Linked DNA regions of Mus musculus: region 1 is linked to region 2. Evidence: chromatin loops called from intact Hi-C (ENCODE). Cell type or tissue: heart. All regions are shown on one strand. Links, peaks and the distances in the headings refer to the core of each region. The heading gives the core; the rest is flanking DNA. Region 1 overlaps Bmp6 (bone morphogenetic protein 6). Region 2 holds the start of Bmp6 (bone morphogenetic protein 6).

Region 1 (8,327 bases), core at 244-8,243, 64 kb after region 2:
ATTAAAAAGAGACAGGAAGACAGAGCTTTCAGTATGGTGGAAAGTTCAGCTATACAACTTGAACATCCCTTACTGGAAATGTTTTTTGGCTTTGGGGTTTCTATGAAAAATTGGAAAGCTCATTTGTATATATATACGGGTACTTTGGTTGTGGGACCCAAAGCTAAACACAAAATCAATCTGTTTATACACATTGCCCAAAGGTCATGTCATAAAAATGTGTGTGTATGATGTATGTATATGTGTGTGTGTGTGTGTGTGTGTGTGTGTGTAGACCAGAGATCAATACTAGTTATCCTCTTCAGTCCCTCTACACTGTGTTTTTGAATCACGGTCTCTCGGGGATCGGGTATCATTGATTCGGCTATGCTGGCTGGCCACCGAGCTCCAGTGACTCGTCTGTCTGCACCTGTCCTCCAGCACTCTTGGATTCTGGCTTTTATGTCAATGCTGAGAATCTGAGCTCAGGCTCTCATGCTTTTAAGGTAGTACTTCACTGACTGAGCCATCTCTCAGCCCTGTGTTATATAACATTATTCAAAAAATGTTAATGAAACAAAGCATGAGTATATACATATACATAGTTTGACTGTGAGCTATCATGTGAGGGCAGAGCTTTTTCCCTTGTCATGACTTAAGTTCTTGATGACGGAGCAGCAGAAATGTTTGAACCAAGGATGTAGCACCTGTATGAGAACCTCAGAAGTATGAGAACTTGAGTTGATTATTGAACTTGACATCCTGGAGGCTGTCGGGTGGTTTGGGGGAGCCAGTGGTGGAGAAAACTGGGCAAGTTAGAATGGGGTAGTGTCCTGTCTAGTTTTATGTCAACTTGACACAAGTTAGAGTCATCGGAGAGGAGGGAGCATCAATTGAGAAAATGCTTCCATTTGGGCTGAGGGCAAGTCTGTAGGGCCTTTTTAAAATTACTGATTTGTGAGGAAGAACCCAGCCCGTTATGAGTGGGACAGACCCTAGGTTGGTAGTCTTGGGTTCTGTAAGAAAACAGGCTGAGCAAGTCATGTGGAGAAAGCCAGTAAGCAGCACTCCTCCATGGCCTCTGCATCAGCTCCTGCCTTTAGGTCCCTGCCATTTTGAGTCCCTGTCCTGACTTCCTTCAGAGATGAAAGCAATGGTGGAAGCATAGACCAGATAAAGATTTTCCTTCTCAAGTTGCCTTGGTCATGGTGTTTCATCATAACACTAGTGACCCGAAGGTACGTAGGGTAGGATTTAGGAGGAATAGAGGATACAGAGGCTCAGAAAGAAGGCAGCTGGCGTGAGCTCTGACTGGGGAGGGAGGAAAGGGCTAAGCACACAGGGGGTAGAGTTCTGTCAGAGAGACCTAAGCATGGTGAAATGGTCCTTGAGAAGGCTCCAGCCAGCATGGCTGACTCTGCAGGAGAAACAAGACGGCTGAGAGTAAGGTGAAGAACTTGCCCTTGTGACAGGGTAATGTGCGCCGCCAGTGGGTTTCCTCGTTTTCTGTGCAATGGAGCTCTCCCCTAGGTCTTACCTTTCCAGTCTGAAAAGCCTTCACATTGTATTAGATACCTCTTTTCCAGTTGTTTTCTTTTCATAGAAAACAGTGTCTTTCTCCCAACATTCTCACATAGTTAAATTTAGTATTTTTATTGTATAGCGGATGTGATTCTTCAGTTACTTGGATAAATTGTCATACTCGGGTGTTACACAGGCATGCGGTATGACTTATCTATTGATAGTCCGCTTACTCCGTGTCTCACATCAGACATCACAATAGGCCCTTCTTCCCCAGCCCCTAAGTTGTTGTTGACATTTTGAAAAATAAAGTGTCGAATGTATCTTCTTGGGTCTCCTCTGCTTAAAACCTAAATCCTCTTTCTTTCTTCCTCAAGTGTTGGTTTCTGTCAATAAACCTGCTGTCTCTAGAGCTTGGTGGATGCATGTCTCTTCATGTCACCTGAAGGTGACCTGTTCCTCTTGTTATTGCCTGTGTTGTTAGAAAATGAGGTTTTTCTTTGCTGGAGTAAAGTTCTCAAACTTAAGCATTTTTTTTTCCAGAGTGTCTCTTACCAAAACAAAACAAAACAAAACAAAATGCATCATGCCATTCAGTTTGTCTTATAAAACCTTTTAGACTTTAAATGGCTATGCTTGATGTTAGCGTAGGAGATCTAACATGCAAGTTAAAACGATGCATAAGTTGCTCTTGGTCCACACTGGAAGTCATTCCACTCCTCAGTTGGATGCTAACCCAGAGTTTTAGGAAGTGGGGGGCTGGTTGTCCCAGAACAGCTTGGCTACTTCCTGTTTTGGGGTGGAGGGTTAGTCGCATGATTGCTTTCTTTTTCCCGGGACTCCAAAGTGTTCTGTGGAGATCACATGCTAAAATGCACTCTTTACTCCAGGATGAGAGAGCCCTAGTACCCTCCCTACTTAGTATAACACATATGGAATATCCCTTATCCAAATGCTTGGGACCAGATGTACTTCAACTTTTGGAGTTTTTCCAATTCTGGAGTATTTATACAGACATAATGAGCTATCTTGGGGATGAGACTGAAGTCTAAACACAAAATTCAATTATGCTTTGTGTACACCTAATATACATAGCCCAGTAGTATTTTAAATAGTTCTGTGCGTGAGACAAAGTTTCACAGTATGGAATTTTCTACTTGTGGTATCATGTCAACACTCCCAGCTTTGGATCTGTCAGCGGTTCAGACTAGGAATGCTCAACTGTGCTTACAAACCAAGAACTGTTGTCATGGTGATGAGAAATGTAGGTCACTCCTGGAGAAAACTGATCCCCACCCCCATGCCAAACACCTGTCTAGGTAGCTTGAGGGGTCACTTGAGGTTTACGGGTGGGCGCACTGCTGTGCCAGCTAGGTTTTTTTTTTTTCCTCCCCTTGAGTGATCCTTTCTCAAAAACTATGACATAGTGACAGGCACTTGTGGTTTTCCCATTGGTGCTGCTGGAAGAAGCGAGGGTACAGCATCTACTTCAGAAGTGATGGCGGCAACGCAGGCACGTTGCTGAAGTGCCTGAACTTCCTTCATTCACGGATTGTGATGGCTCATTTCCTGATTTCTCCTCTCCTCTACCATAACTGGCATCTTTGCTATTTGCCATCATGGTGAATGAGAAAAGAAGTGCTGGGTGTGTGGGATTCGAATTGCCAGGCACTGACTAAAATCAGTTGTCTTACCATACAACACTTGCCTTTTATTCTGCTTGGGGTGGACTGGGGAGAAGGCCATGCTGACTTTACGTGTAACGTTTTCTTTTGCTTTCAACTCCAGTTCCCTCTTAAGTGATTGAGGCCAGGGGCAGGATGATTTTCCTTAGCTGTCTTCCTGTGACCTACTGTGTCTGCTGCTGGCAGCACTGGGAGGAGAACTTTAGCTTTCAGTTATGTCTTTTGCCTTTCCAAAAAAAAAAGTCTCCTTGTGGAGGGGGAGGAGATGGCTGGGGGTGGGGGGAAAAAACCACTTGTACATAAAACAGCTGTTAAGCAAATCTCCACACACAGAGATCAAGAGAATGTGAAGAAATATGTTCTTGAGGACCCTTTTAGCAACTTGGAACCTCCTTGGAGAATAAGTAACAGCCACGCTACAAGTTTTTAGTAACTTAGTTACTGAGAAATACATTGAGCTAACTTAGATCCTCAAACCTTGATTGAAAAAAACGAACAACAAACAACTTTGATTTCTATTGTAATAATGCACAAGATGCTAAAGCAACTTGAAGAATGTGTGTTTGCTCTTTGATTAACTGTTTCCCCCCTCTCCCCCACAAAGAGTGTCAAAAAATTCTCAAGGCAGAAGTCTGGATTCCAGCAGATGGATTTGGTCTCCAGACTACATGTACCATGAGAAAGGAGCTCTAGCTTATTCTCCCTCTTCCTCTCTGTGGCCAGCTGTCGTGGGGACACTGCTCAATGGCATTCTGGAAATCTCTGTGTTGTCCCCCAGAGAGCATTGCGAGACTCACCTCTCCTGTACGCTGTTAGGAACACCTGGGACAGTATATTGCCTGAGGTAGCTTGTGTAGGCTGGGGTCTCGTCTCTGAAGTATGATGCCCCTATAAATCTTCATGGTCACACTCAGAGAATTCTTGTTGTGTGCTACAGATGGTTTATAGTTTATTTCCAAACAGCTGTTTTTCCCTTCTTTAGTCTGTTTTTCTTTTATTTATTTCTTTTTCCTTTTTTTTTTCTTTTTTGCCCCCAATAAAATCCTTCCGGAAACCATTCAGCTCGCATCCTTGGCGAAGTGCTTTGCAGAAGCCTTCAGGTTCCCTGTCACGGTTACACTCTTGCCAGCACCTGTTGCTAGGGCCACTCGATTTAGCAGGTTGCTGTTTGGAAAGCTAGACATTCAGTGGATGTGTGTCAAAACTGCAGCCTCAACTGCCCTAGAACAGAGCAGCCCCCAGCGATGAGTAGCCCCTTCCTGCTGTTTCATGAGAGTGTAGAAAGTGGAGATTACAGGGTGCTGCACTCATGATTGACAGCCAGCTCATCAGAGCATCATGTAGGAAAGCCCCCTTTGTAGATTTTTGGTCCTGAGTTTGAAGGAAGTAGTTTCTTAAAGGTACCCTGCTTTGGCATTCCCTTTAGTCTTTGCCAACAACTAGCTGTCCCTGACCTTTAAGAGATATGGACAGGAGGAGGAATTGAGACCCACAGATAATCCTTAAATCTTGTTAATGGTTTTCACATCCTTAGCTACGATCATTTTCCCCAGAGCTGCCCCCATGGTGCTAAATGGCTAGTTTAAATGCAGTCTCTACTTGTCCTCCCCCCCCCCCCCCCCCCCGCTAATCCTCTGCTCAAGGGTCAGGGGTGGTGAGAGGCAATAAAAAAAGAAGTCCAACCAGGGAGGGAGAGATGCACCGAGGCAGCCTGTCAACTCTTAGAAAGGGAGGGAAATGTATCTGCATGTCTCCTTCGCCAGTTGTATGAGTACAGGCTCACCATCTGTGCCGCAAACATTGACACGGGGGTCGGCGGTGGGGTGGGGAAGCACCACAGTGAGTCAGCGGCCCCGGGATGGAGTTACACCTCTCAAGCCGCTATCAAGTATTTAGGGATGAAGTGCACAAAGCCCTGAGAGTGAGAACAATCCGTAAAGGCGGGTTTGGCCAGCTCTCAAAAATCTTAGACAGTTGCAACACAGTCCTTGGCTCCGATGCTGGATTTTTCCCATTCATGCACATATTTTGACAGATGAATTGTTGCAGACTGTGAAAAAGCTCTGCAAGGAATCCATTCTGTCCCTCTCTCTGAGCAGGGCTCCATCTGCTCGTAGCCTTCCGGCGAGCAAACCCAGGTGCCCTGCCTTCTGAGTCATGTGCCCCTTGGCTCCTGGTCAGCCTTAGCTGCTCTCTCTAGAGAGGTCTAGGTCACACTGGGGGGCCGATCTGTGTATGTGTTAGGCTGGAATGAGCCTCGATTTGCTAAGCCCTGGACACTGGTATAAGTCTTCTGGAATTTGTATTTCTTAATTCCTATGGAATGCTTATTACTTTCATTATAGCAGTAAGATTTTTTTTTTTTGAAAAACAAAACAAAACAAAACAAAACAAAACAAGACTCAGAAGCCCACAATCACTTGCCCTTGACATTTTCCTTCCAAAGCCGATAAGTAAGGTCTCATTTATATCTGGCAAGGCTGAGACACCTTCTGGATTTCTGGCTGGTAGATTCTGTTAGTGTTTCTTTTTGTTTGTCTTTGAAATAGAAGCCCACCACGTGAGTCTCGGCTGGCCTTAAGTCCCACTCCTCCTGACCCAGCCTTACAATACAAGGAATACAGATGTGTACCACTGCACTCTGCTTTTAGATAAAAACAGAAAAAAAGCAGGGATGTTTTTCCCTGTGTGGTGGTGTATGCCTATGTCTATCTGGGTACTAGAGAGGCTGAGGCAGGAGGATTTTGAGTACCAGATTAGCCAAGGCAATGCAATGAGACTCCATCTCAAAAAAAAGTAGTTAAAATCAAGCCTTTTTTTTTTTTTTTTTTTTTTTTTTGATGAAGTGGGCCCAGCCTGACATAGTTTTAAATATATAGCTTTAGATCACATGCAATAAATGGGTATGACTGGTGTTTAATTTCAAGGATGGTCCAGCCTCCTAGTATGGGCAGTCTTTGCATAACTCTGGAATTTATTTCTTGAATGACTGGAGTAAAATGAAGGCTTAATCATGTAAGTTTCATCCCTCTGGTATTCTTGTGTGACAGCTTGGTAGAAGCTAACAATAGACCTCAAATTAGGGCCATAGGTCAACCAAAAACCAATCACCTGAGGTAGTCTATTTGGATTAGCTCCCCTTCACCATAATGAACACTCAAGATAAAACAAAATATAAAGATATGCACGTTGGCTCAAAGGTTTGGATGTTTTAGTCCTTGGTTAATCAGCTCTATTATGCTGGGTCTGTGGCATCACCATCCATTGGGATGGGGACCTGGGGAACAAAACCATTCACTTCATAGCTCAGACATGTAAGTGAGGATGGGGACAGAGATGGAGTCCCTTAATTCTCTTTGAGGGCACATGCCACTGACTTGAAGACTTCCTACTAGTCCCTTCCTTTTAAAGAATTCACCTACCAGTGCTGCCATGGAGACCTCGAAGGTCTTTGAGTGACATTTAAGATACATGGATCATAGATCAGCTTCCAGAGATGGACTTTAGATAGATAGTAAGTAACAGCCATGTCAAAGGTGGAACGTGTGTGTTTGTGTGTGTGTGTGTGTGTGTGTGTGTGTATGTGTGATTGTGTATTCATACAAAACTGAGAAAACATTAGCTACTCCCAGTGTGTTCATTGAACAACCATAAACTCTTTAATGTTTTTAAACCATCAAGTAAAGATAAAAAAAAAACACACACACACAAAAACTTGAATAGTTTCTAAGTTGCATGTGACATCCCAAGAGTCCTGACACTGTGTTTATGTTTGAGTATACTCAAACATTCAGCAACACATTAAAGTTTGGAAGTTTTCACCTTCCTACTCGGGAAAATATCCATTGCAAATTATGGGGGCAGGGGCAGTCAGGAATGGTTCTTTGTTTTCTAATTTAAATAAACATTAACATAGATGATCAACCTTGTTGACATATGTCCAACCATATTAACATATATTCCAACCTTATTGGCATATATCCCAACCAACAACACATATAAAATTCTGTATTGAATTCTACCATGTGTATGTGGCAAGGGAGAGACAGTGAGACCTTGTGGTATTGGTTCCCAGCCAATCCTTGCCATGGCTTAGCCTCACCTCTGTTTGTCTTCAGATGACATGTATGTCCTTTGGAATGTGTTCTTAGTGACTTCTTGTATTTAGCACTCATAGCTCTCCCCCGTGGATGTGTGGTATATGTCTGATGATTAGTGGTATATGTTTATAGCATCCAGCTTGATTTGACGTATTTAGAACGAAATGTTACCTGAAATATTTACCATAGTCGGCCATCACTTGTGCTTTATCTAGTCAAGTAATGTACCCACCATGTGAGCTTCATCTTTTTGGGTGAGATGAGTTAGATTACAGTCTACCTGCTTAGCAGATTTCAAGTGTGTGGTCCATGTTATTAACCGTTTTCACCATTGTACGTTAGGTCTGAAGGCTTGAACCATGGAAGCTTTCTAGAGCTGAGACTTGTCCATCCTGTTCTGCATCTCCCTGTCTGTCCTGTAATCTAACACGGTTGATAGAGAATATCTCTACAGCACTTGTTACACAGAAAGACAATGGGAAATTTCCAATAATAGGTGTTTTGGACTTCACAGCTGGCTTGTGGAAGAGGTTTGTTCTGATCCACCTTGGGGAGAGAATGTGAGGTGAAAGACACAAGGACAGAACTTCAAAGTCTCTGCGCCTGACCTTTTCTTAGGGATGTCATTATTTGAGCCCCAAGCCAGGACCCTGAACTTCTGGGAACTTAAGTCAACCCTCATAAACCACCCACACTCATGTCTGCTCTTGAACGACATTGAACCACCCCCCTTGTGAATCCCAACTGGGAGATGACTCTCATTGGGCATGTGGAGAGAAAACTTCTTAAAGTGTTGTGAAAGATAAACAACTGTCTTATTTGACTACTTATAAAAGACCAGGTACAGATGGGAAGACAGTGGAGGGAAAAATGAGCTCCATGAGACCGTGATTCACATGGCTCTGTGATTGAAACTGTATGGCTGGTGTTGAGAGACAAGCAGGCGGACAGGATGGCAGATGCCCGAGTCTCCTAGGAATGGGCCACTCATACCTAAGCAGCCAGTTCCAAAATGTTCTGACCAAAATACATGGGTCCAGTC
Region 2 (8,327 bases), core at 249-8,248:
CAGCCTGCTAAATAGAGACACACGTGGTTCATAGAATGCCATGGACCCCAGAGGCTGACGGGTCAGGGAACCCTGCCCTACCCAACAAACATATGTCCAGTGCTTTCTCAGAACCAACCTCTTCAGGGATAATAAAACGAGAAATGGAGATGTATTGTTTGGTTCAATTTAAACATAAAAATGTGACTTCATGTACACATACCAGTTAGCCAATGAAAAATTCAGAAATGGCTTAATGAGTCGACTGGATTCCACTGATAACTTCATTGTTTGGAATTCTATAGACAGTTTGGGTTCTAGGAGTACAAGGTCTGAGTGCGTGAGACAAGTGAGACTCAATAAATAACAGATTTGCTATTTGGGTTACAGTGTGGAAAAAAAAATCTCTGGAAACAGATTTATATATTAGTTTTTCGCTTTGCCACCAGATGTCCTCCGAGTTGGAAAATATGATGGTCCGAGTGACATTTTGAAGTGTGAATGCCCAACATTTTTGAACAGACAGTGATGGGATAGTGTGAGGGACTGTGCATGTGACCGCAGACTTTGGGATGAGACACATATTTTGAAGTTTGTCTTACAGGTGTAGCTTTCAGAAGCAATATTTATTTAACACTCTGATGTTCATCTCTCGCACTCAGCAAACATTTACTTAACATAGTTCCTTTTCATTAAACCCAAACTGGTATTTTTAAAATGTGAGTGAGTGAGTTATTATATTTTGGAATTGATGTCAAACTCCTCCAACCTTGTGCTAATTATAATGCTGAGAGTTTAGGATTTTATGAGTGGAGTGTCCCAAGGACTCGGGGAGGGCAGACCTCAGGCTTTTAAGAACTACAGCCACATATTAGAGGACTTCTATGTTGAATTTTGAAAGCAACAGCTTAAGGCTTTGGGCCAAGCAGTTGAATGGGTCTGACTGAATACAAAAATCAACGAGTGTACTTGTGGTTTTGTTTTTGCTTTGTTTCGGTTTGGGTTTTGTTGAGAGAAGATTTCTCTACGTAGTCCTGGCTGTCCTGGAACTTGATCTGTAGACCAGGCTGGCTTCGAACTACTGGAATTACAGATGTGTGTCGTTACTGCCGGGTTACTTGTAGTGTATTGTTAATGATGTGGTTTATGGGCAAGAACAGAGCACTTAGCATATCAAATGGATAAGCAGTATCATTTTGAAACAAGGATATTTGGCATGTTAAATTAACAAGCACCATCTTTTCAAATCAGAATTTATTAGGCCAAACACATTGTAAACATAGAGCTCTCCACAACTGGTAAGGAACCACTTTGAAAGTAGGCATTTTTAAGAATTTTCTGTGAGTTACTCTGTGTCCCCGTGAGAATTCCCACCCTGTCTCTAGTATCACCAAACGTGTGGAACAAATTTGTGCTTTATGGTGAGGCCATCTTCACTTCGTGAAGTGGGGCAAGGGTGGGACAGACAACCTATTTCCAGAGACTGAGGCCATCTGCATGAAATGTCAGCCAAGCAACCAGATGTTTGCTATGGGTTGGCTCACACATCTGGCTTCTTGACGAGATTTCTCCTCTGCCCCCGCCCCCAACCCCCAAATGCTTGAGAGATGCTCAGAGAAAAGTGAGGGAAACTTGTCTGGGTTTACAGAGGAAGGGGCAGTAATATTTTGGTGTCCTGCAGGGGGCGAAGTGGCCTCTGATTTTCTCCAAGTGTTCACAGGTTCCAGTGAACTCTGGAGGCAGACCTGCTCAAACAAGTTCCTTCAATGCCATTATTCTGTATCCACTTAGAATCACACGTGTGCTTTGTGCTAGTCCTCTGCTCTGACACCTCCGGGCCACGTGGAGTCTCTAATGGGATGTGGTCAGGAAAACAGGAGCGGGAGGGACATGGATGAAGGTTCTCTTTCCACCCCGAGTTTCACTTGACATACATAGAGAAGCTGTGGTCCCAGTCTGATGTCATTGAACTCTTAGGATTATACCTCTTTATTCATCCCTTTGAACTAGGTGGGCCCAAGTGCTTGGCTGCCTGCTTCCTGTAAATATGGCATGTCCAGGTTGAGAGTGCACCATAGACATGCAGAACACATCTCTTGTGACCTTTGGCTGAATGTCACTGACCTTATGACATCTTACCTCACATTTTTTGGGGGGGGGGGCTTCCTCAGACTCTCATACTCACCACCTGAAGACACCCCCCAAACACCCCCTTATTTTAGCACTATTCTTTGAGAACAGAATTCCTCTTGGTAGGGGTGGGGAGTCTGTGACAGGCCTGAGTTAGAGATGCTGTTAAGGACTGTGGTTGATAATACTTCACTACATGTCATTTTAGACTCACGCCACAAGGGGGGGGGAACCCTACAGAGGGGGCAGTAGTGTAGCCCTACATGTCTGTTCTTCACTAGGCTCATTTTCACAGAGTCATATACCCCAAATGAGTCACAAGCTCGCTTTTTAAAAAAAGATTTATTTATTTATTTATTATATGTAAATACACTGTAGCTGTCCTCAGACACTCCAGAAGAGGGAGTCAGATCTCGTTATGGATGGTTGTGAGCCACCATGTGGTTGCTGGGATTTGAACTCCTGACCTTCGGAAGAGCAGTCAGGTGCTCTTACCCAATGAGCCATCTCACCAGCCCACAAGCCCACTTTTGTGTTTTAAATGGCACTCCCTAATGGAGTACCTTTAGGGCTTAGTTTGTTTTTCTATTTTTACAGATTCCAGTGTTGTCTTCACTGCCCTTATAATTTGCGCTTCTTTTATTCCGCATGTGTCTTGTCAGACCTCTTACAAAGAAGATGTGGCTGAGTGTGTGCAAGGAGGAGGCCCCCAGCTTGAAGCTCATGAGTACTTGTTGTGACTTCAGATCTTCTGAGTGGAGTTCCTGGCCTCTCTAGCAGCACAGCAGTGACTTCATACTTGTACAGTGTCCTGGACAGAAGAAACGGTGCACGCTTTTGATGTCTCTAGCATCCTAGCAACAATTATCTAAAATGTTTCAGACCCCATAAACCAATACTGAAAGTGGGTGGCTTATTTTCTTTCCTAATCCTTCCATTCTTGTCAGGTGAAAGACTCACATGTTTAAAGGGCATTTGCTTCTACCATCTAGAGATGAGTGGCCATTTGAGCCATGAATTGACATGTTTATTGGTAGAAGGCAGTGTTGGGAGTGGTCCCAGTTTGTTCAAGGATAGAAGCAACCTGTGTTGAGGGCCCTGTTTATTATCCTGGCTATTTTCTATACTTTCCAGGCTTCTGCCCTGGCTGAAGGCCATCTTTACCACCGTCTTTACGTTTTACCTGGAACGGTGTGTCTAATAATTGCATTTCAGCTCATTAAGATGCAATTGCCAACGGCAACTGCATTGAGAGACTAGCAAGAGGATGGGGAAGGCTTTCCTCGTAACACTAGCAGATCGTAACCCCTTTCGTTTGGGTTGTAGTTTAAGAACTCAAATGCAGCCCAAACGAAGAAATAAATTGAAATATCCGACTGGAAACCTCCAGGACTCTGGTTTGGCTTGTCCTGCCCTCTTTGCAGCTAGTGTGTGAGCAGCTTCCTCGCAGGGTGTGTCTTAACTTACAGCAGCTGCCTTTGAGAGCCACGTGTCTGCTAAACGCCTACATTCCATCAATAAGAGAAACTGAGCAGAGAAGGAGAAAACTGTCATACTATTTTCTCCTTCGGTAACGGCATGGATTAAATAGCTGTGTTTGCTTTTATTTAGCAGAGGAAGAAGAAAGTTTAGATCGGGGTCGTGATCGGATCTGTCTTCCTAGCAATGACCTCTTTGCCTTTCTTACCCGCCCAAGCAACTCCTGATGCCTCCAAGAATTCTGTGTGCTAGAAACCTACGCTCGCTAGGCAGAGGCAAGGCCCTGGGAGAAGGGAGGGTGAAAGAAGGGGGTGGGCCTATGTAAATAGCCCGCAAGAGTCACCTCTCCATTGGCTGGTAGCCTGTCCGTTACCGAGTAGGGCAGGGCGTTCCTGGGCTTGAGTGCGGTACCTGAGCGAGACGCGCAGCAGAAAGCCCACGTTGGCGGCGGCCGGGAGCGCAGTGCGCAGAGGCGGGAGACTGCGAATCCCCGAGCCGACGCCGCAGCCTGCGTTCCGAGTTCCGCTCCTCGTCTCTCTCATCGCCTCGGAGAGCGGGATCCTCCGGGCACCCGAGAGACTGCCGAGAGGAAAGCTAGATCGTGGCCGCCTCCACTTGGGGAGGCGCGCGGAGATTCCGAGGGGGAGAGACGGTGCCCGAAGGCGGAGGGGCGCTGAGTTTCGGACCAGAGGGAAGTTAAAACCGCGCGGAGAAAATTGGCTTTTTAGGACGCAGGGACGCCACAGCCTGGGACCCACAGGGGAGTAAACTTCACGACTGTCCTACAAGCCAGGAGAGGCGTGCGAGGGGATGGTGCCCGGCATCGCCTCCACCTCTTGATCTGTCGTCTCCGGCCCCCCTCGGCCAGCCGCCTCTGAGGGTTCAGGGCAGCGCACGTGTGCAGACTGCGAGTGACCGTGCCGTGACCCGCCCGGGGACGCCGGCTGCAGCGCAGTCCTGCCTAGGACACACCTGGCTCACTCAGCCCGTGCGCCTCCAGAGACCTGCGGGAGAGTGGAGGATCCTGGCCGTCGCCCCGTCGTCTCTTCTCCACCCGGGCTTCTGGGGGCGCCGCGGATGACCATGAGAGATAAGGACTGAGTGCCAGGACCGGGAAGAGAGCCCGCCGAGAGGTGGCGGGGGCTGCCCACTCCGAGGGCCACAGCCTCCGCGCTCCGGCCTCGCTCCGCCGCTCGACGCCTCGCGGGCCCCGCGGGGGCAGCCGGGCTGGGCGGCGATGCCCGGGCTGGGGCGGAGGGCGCAGTGGCTGTGCTGGTGGTGGGGGTTGCTGTGCAGCTGCGGCCCCCCGCCACTGCGGCCCCCTCTGCCGGTAGCCGCGGCCGCCGCCGGGGGGCAGCTGCTGGGAGCCGGCGGGAGCCCGGTGCGCGCTGAGCAGCCACCGCCACAGTCCTCTTCTTCGGGCTTCCTCTATCGGCGGCTCAAGACCCACGAGAAGCGGGAGATGCAAAAGGAGATCCTGTCGGTGCTGGGGCTCCCGCACAGGCCGCGGCCCCTGCACGGTCTCCAGCAGCCTCAGCCCCCGGTGCTCCCGCCACAGCAGCAGCAGCAGCAGCAGCAGCAGCAGACGGCCCGCGAGGAGCCCCCTCCAGGGCGGCTGAAGTCCGCTCCACTCTTCATGCTGGATCTCTACAACGCCCTGTCCAATGACGACGAAGAGGATGGGGCATCGGAGGGTGTGGGGCAAGAGCCTGGGTCCCACGGAGGGGCCAGCTCGTCCCAGCTCAGGCAGCCGTCTCCCGGCGCTGCACACTCCTTGAACCGCAAGAGTCTCCTGGCCCCGGGACCCGGTGGCGGTGCGTCCCCACTGACTAGCGCGCAGGACAGCGCTTTCCTCAACGACGCGGACATGGTCATGAGCTTTGTGAACCTGGGTAAGGATTTTGGGGGTAGCATCGCGCGGAGGGTAGATCCCTCCTTTGCAGTCTCCTGGGCTCAGGTGGTGGGAAGAGGTGGAGGAGCGCGCGCGTGCGCGCGCGGCGGGGATGTGGGACAGCTGGTGCTCCGGACACCTGCGCGGCCGAGTGCTCGCCTGCGCTCCGCTGCAATGGGAGGAGCTGGAACACGCAGAGGTGCCCGCAGAGGTTGTCTTTTTCGGGGAACATGGGGCACTTTTCCCTGTATTCTTATTTCTGACGAGCTCGGGCCACTTCAACGCAAATGAGTTTGGCCAAGGTTCCTAAGAATAAGGTCCTCTGCACTCTTTCCCCTCTGAACTGTCCTCCATTGCCCCCTGGACGTTCGGAGTGCCGCTTTACCCATAGTGACCGTCAGGGAATCCCCCAGCAGTTGAGAACTCCGAGAACCTGATCTGAATGCTTTAGAGAGATTCACAGGTGTTGAGGAAGGAGGGCTTCGGTGGCTGAGGAAGGTCCCACCAGGACCTTGGAAGGTGTGCCAATCCCCGCCAGGCGGGGCTTGCGTCAGTATGGGGCGAGATTCCAGCGCAATTGGGGTAATCCACCCAGTGCCTGCGCTCTCATGCCCTTGGCCATTGTCCCAAAAGGTTGACCCTTCAATCAATGCTGTCCAAGCTCCTGGGGGCAGAGAAAGGGTGCGGGGGTAGGGGCCAGGGTTGGCCGCTGAGCTCTACTGAACTCCGTTGCCAGGCAACAGAATGGAAAGTCGAGGGCGGCTAAATTGGGCTCTGCCACTAATGTTCTGTGGCAAACCCAGACAGAGTCACGTCCCCCCCTCCCCGAAGTTTTCTCTCATCTGTAAACAGAAAAGGGAGGTGGGGTAAGAAAGACTGCGGAGTCAGTGCTTCTGAACCTTGCTAGTTTTTATTCATAAACTTAGTATAGAGCAAGGATGTAGGAGGCACGTCCCTAGTGGGTAGACCTGGGGAAGTAGACACACCCAGAGTGGCTGCAGCCGCCCCTGGGTTTCTGTGAGGCTTTTTCTCCCTGGGGGAGACCCATGCCTGTGCCCAGGTCTCAGAAAGGGTTAGCATGAGCTTGCCAAAAGGCCTATCAGAGCCGTCCATCTTCTTCAAGCCAGGAGTGATGACCCAGTGTTAAGTATCTAATTTAGTTCTTTGCGAGTGTATCTAGGATCCTTAGTTCCGCCTAGGTGGAGTCCAGTGAGAGAGAGAGAAAAAAACGAAATAAGAGTAGCAAGCTAATGGAGCAGGCAAGTGTGGAGGCAGAATGACCAGTATCCAGGCAGTGCTGAAACCCTCCTGGGAAATTCATGAAACTCGAGTCTCACAGTGAGTGGAGGCTCAGGGCCTGCCAACCGGGCTACTTGCACCACCAGGGGATCTGATTGGACAAGAATTCTCACAGTGTATTGGAATCAAGGCTGAGCTACCTCCAGGAAGCATTCTAAGGAAATTGTCTCTCATGTCACTCAGTGAAACTTGCTGATGATGGGGTGGTCAGGGCTTCCGAGGACCATGATTGTTCTTATTGTAGCATGGGCTGATTCTTTTCATTTCCTAGGCCTCAGCCCTGGCTGACCTTCGTGTCACTTTGGGCCTAAAAAGTTCTTGGGTGCTGGGACTGGCCCTCTTCAAACCCAGAGATTGGCAGAATCCTGTGGGTGAGCTCAGACAGATTTTAATTTTTTAAAAGTTCCTTAGATTTTTTTTTTAAGTGTGCTACCATGGTGAAGATGTCTGAAGAAAGCATCATTCATCGTCTCTGGAAGAAAAAACAAACAAACAACAAAAACAAAACAAAACAAAGAAAACCAAATCAACCCCGAAGACTTCCGAATGCTGTGGCACATTAGAATAATATGTGGGCTTTTAGGAATCCCCGGTGGCAACTCCATTTCAGTCCAGTCAGCACGTGGCGGTTTGGGCAGAGTTCAGAAACACTATTTTTTTTAAAGTGCTGTCCCAGTGATTCTACAGTGCAGAAACCATTATTTTTGATTGTAATTGAAATGTAAAGATCTGGTTTGAGGCAGGTGTGTGTGTGTGTGTGTGTGTGTGTGTGTGTGTGTGTGTGTGGTGACTTTCAGATTCCTCTCTTTCTTTGCTTTTCTGACCTTCTGTGGTGTACAAGTGCACACAGCTTCTGAGTCACACTGTTTGAAGCTGGTTGCCAACTCATTTTGTTATGGCTATGTAGTTTAGCATCATATCTCCCTAGGTATGTTTTTAACTCCCCTCCCCCCACTTTCCTTCCCTCCTTCTCTCCCTTCCTTCCCCCTCTTTTCCTCTACCCCTTCTCTTTCCCTCCCTCTCTCCCTGCCTCCTCCCTCCCTCTCTCCCTCCACCCTCCTTCTTTCCCTCCCTCCAACCTCCATCCATCCATCCTCCCTCCCCTTCCCTTTCTCCCTCCCTCCCTCCCTCTCCCTTTCCTCCCTCCCTCCCTCCTCCTTCCCTTTCCTTCCTCCCTCCCTCCCTCCCCCTTCCCTTTCCTTCCTCCCTCCTTCCCTTTCTCCCTTCCTCCCTCCCTCCCTCCATCACTCTTTCCCCCTCCTTCTCCTTTCCTTTCCTTCTCTCTATCCCTTCTTTCCTTTTTGGGACAGGCCTATGCTATGTAACCCAAGATACTTCAGAGCTGGAAACCTTCCCGCCCAAAATTCCAGAGTACTGGAATTACAGGCACACGAGGTCATATCTGACTTCTATTTTTCATAAGCGAATTTTAAAGACTGAAGGTTCCAAGGGAGCGTACCAGTAGGACAAGTGGATTCCTAGACAGGCTGACATGAAACTGAATGTTGCCACCCTGTGCCCCAAACCCTTTCTACCTCATCTTGCAGCT

Evidence for each region. A loop is a pair of places that touch in the nucleus more often than their neighbours do. Peaks named below come from ENCODE experiments on the same cell type or tissue, not always from the same donor. Only the 100,000 strongest peaks of a DNase experiment are listed, where the experiment ranks them.
Region 1: a loop joins it to region 2, with 2.6 times the contacts of the local background. A loop is called at or near these places in 8 of 42 quality-filtered maps.

The regions. Positions count from the first base shown.
Region 1 is chr13:38,405,429-38,413,755 of GRCm38, forward strand. The region is part of intron 1 of Bmp6 (bone morphogenetic protein 6); the gene reads left to right. Among named protein-coding and RNA genes, the nearest start is that of 4930579J19Rik, 52 kb to the right of the region's middle. In heart, for the core only: no CTCF peak of the experiment used is centred there; DNase peaks (open chromatin) are centred at 2,303, 3,323 and 5,193; H3K4me3 peaks cover 456 bases; H3K27ac peaks cover 301 bases.
Region 2 is chr13:38,341,108-38,349,434 of GRCm38, forward strand. Bmp6 (bone morphogenetic protein 6) reads left to right here and starts at 4,609. Exons shown (of 7, transcript NM_007556.3): 1 at 4,609-5,480. The coding sequence starts at 4,826. Gm47990 (a long non-coding RNA gene) reads left to right here. Exons shown (of 2, transcript XR_003950672.1): 2 at 2,772-3,016. In heart, for the core only: CTCF peaks have their summits at 1,650 (motif pointing right), 2,409, 4,943 and 6,867; DNase peaks (open chromatin) are centred at 1,644, 3,954, 6,124, 6,844 and 2 weaker places; H3K4me3 peaks cover 3,139 bases; H3K27ac peaks cover 2,186 bases; H3K27me3 peaks cover 3,900 bases.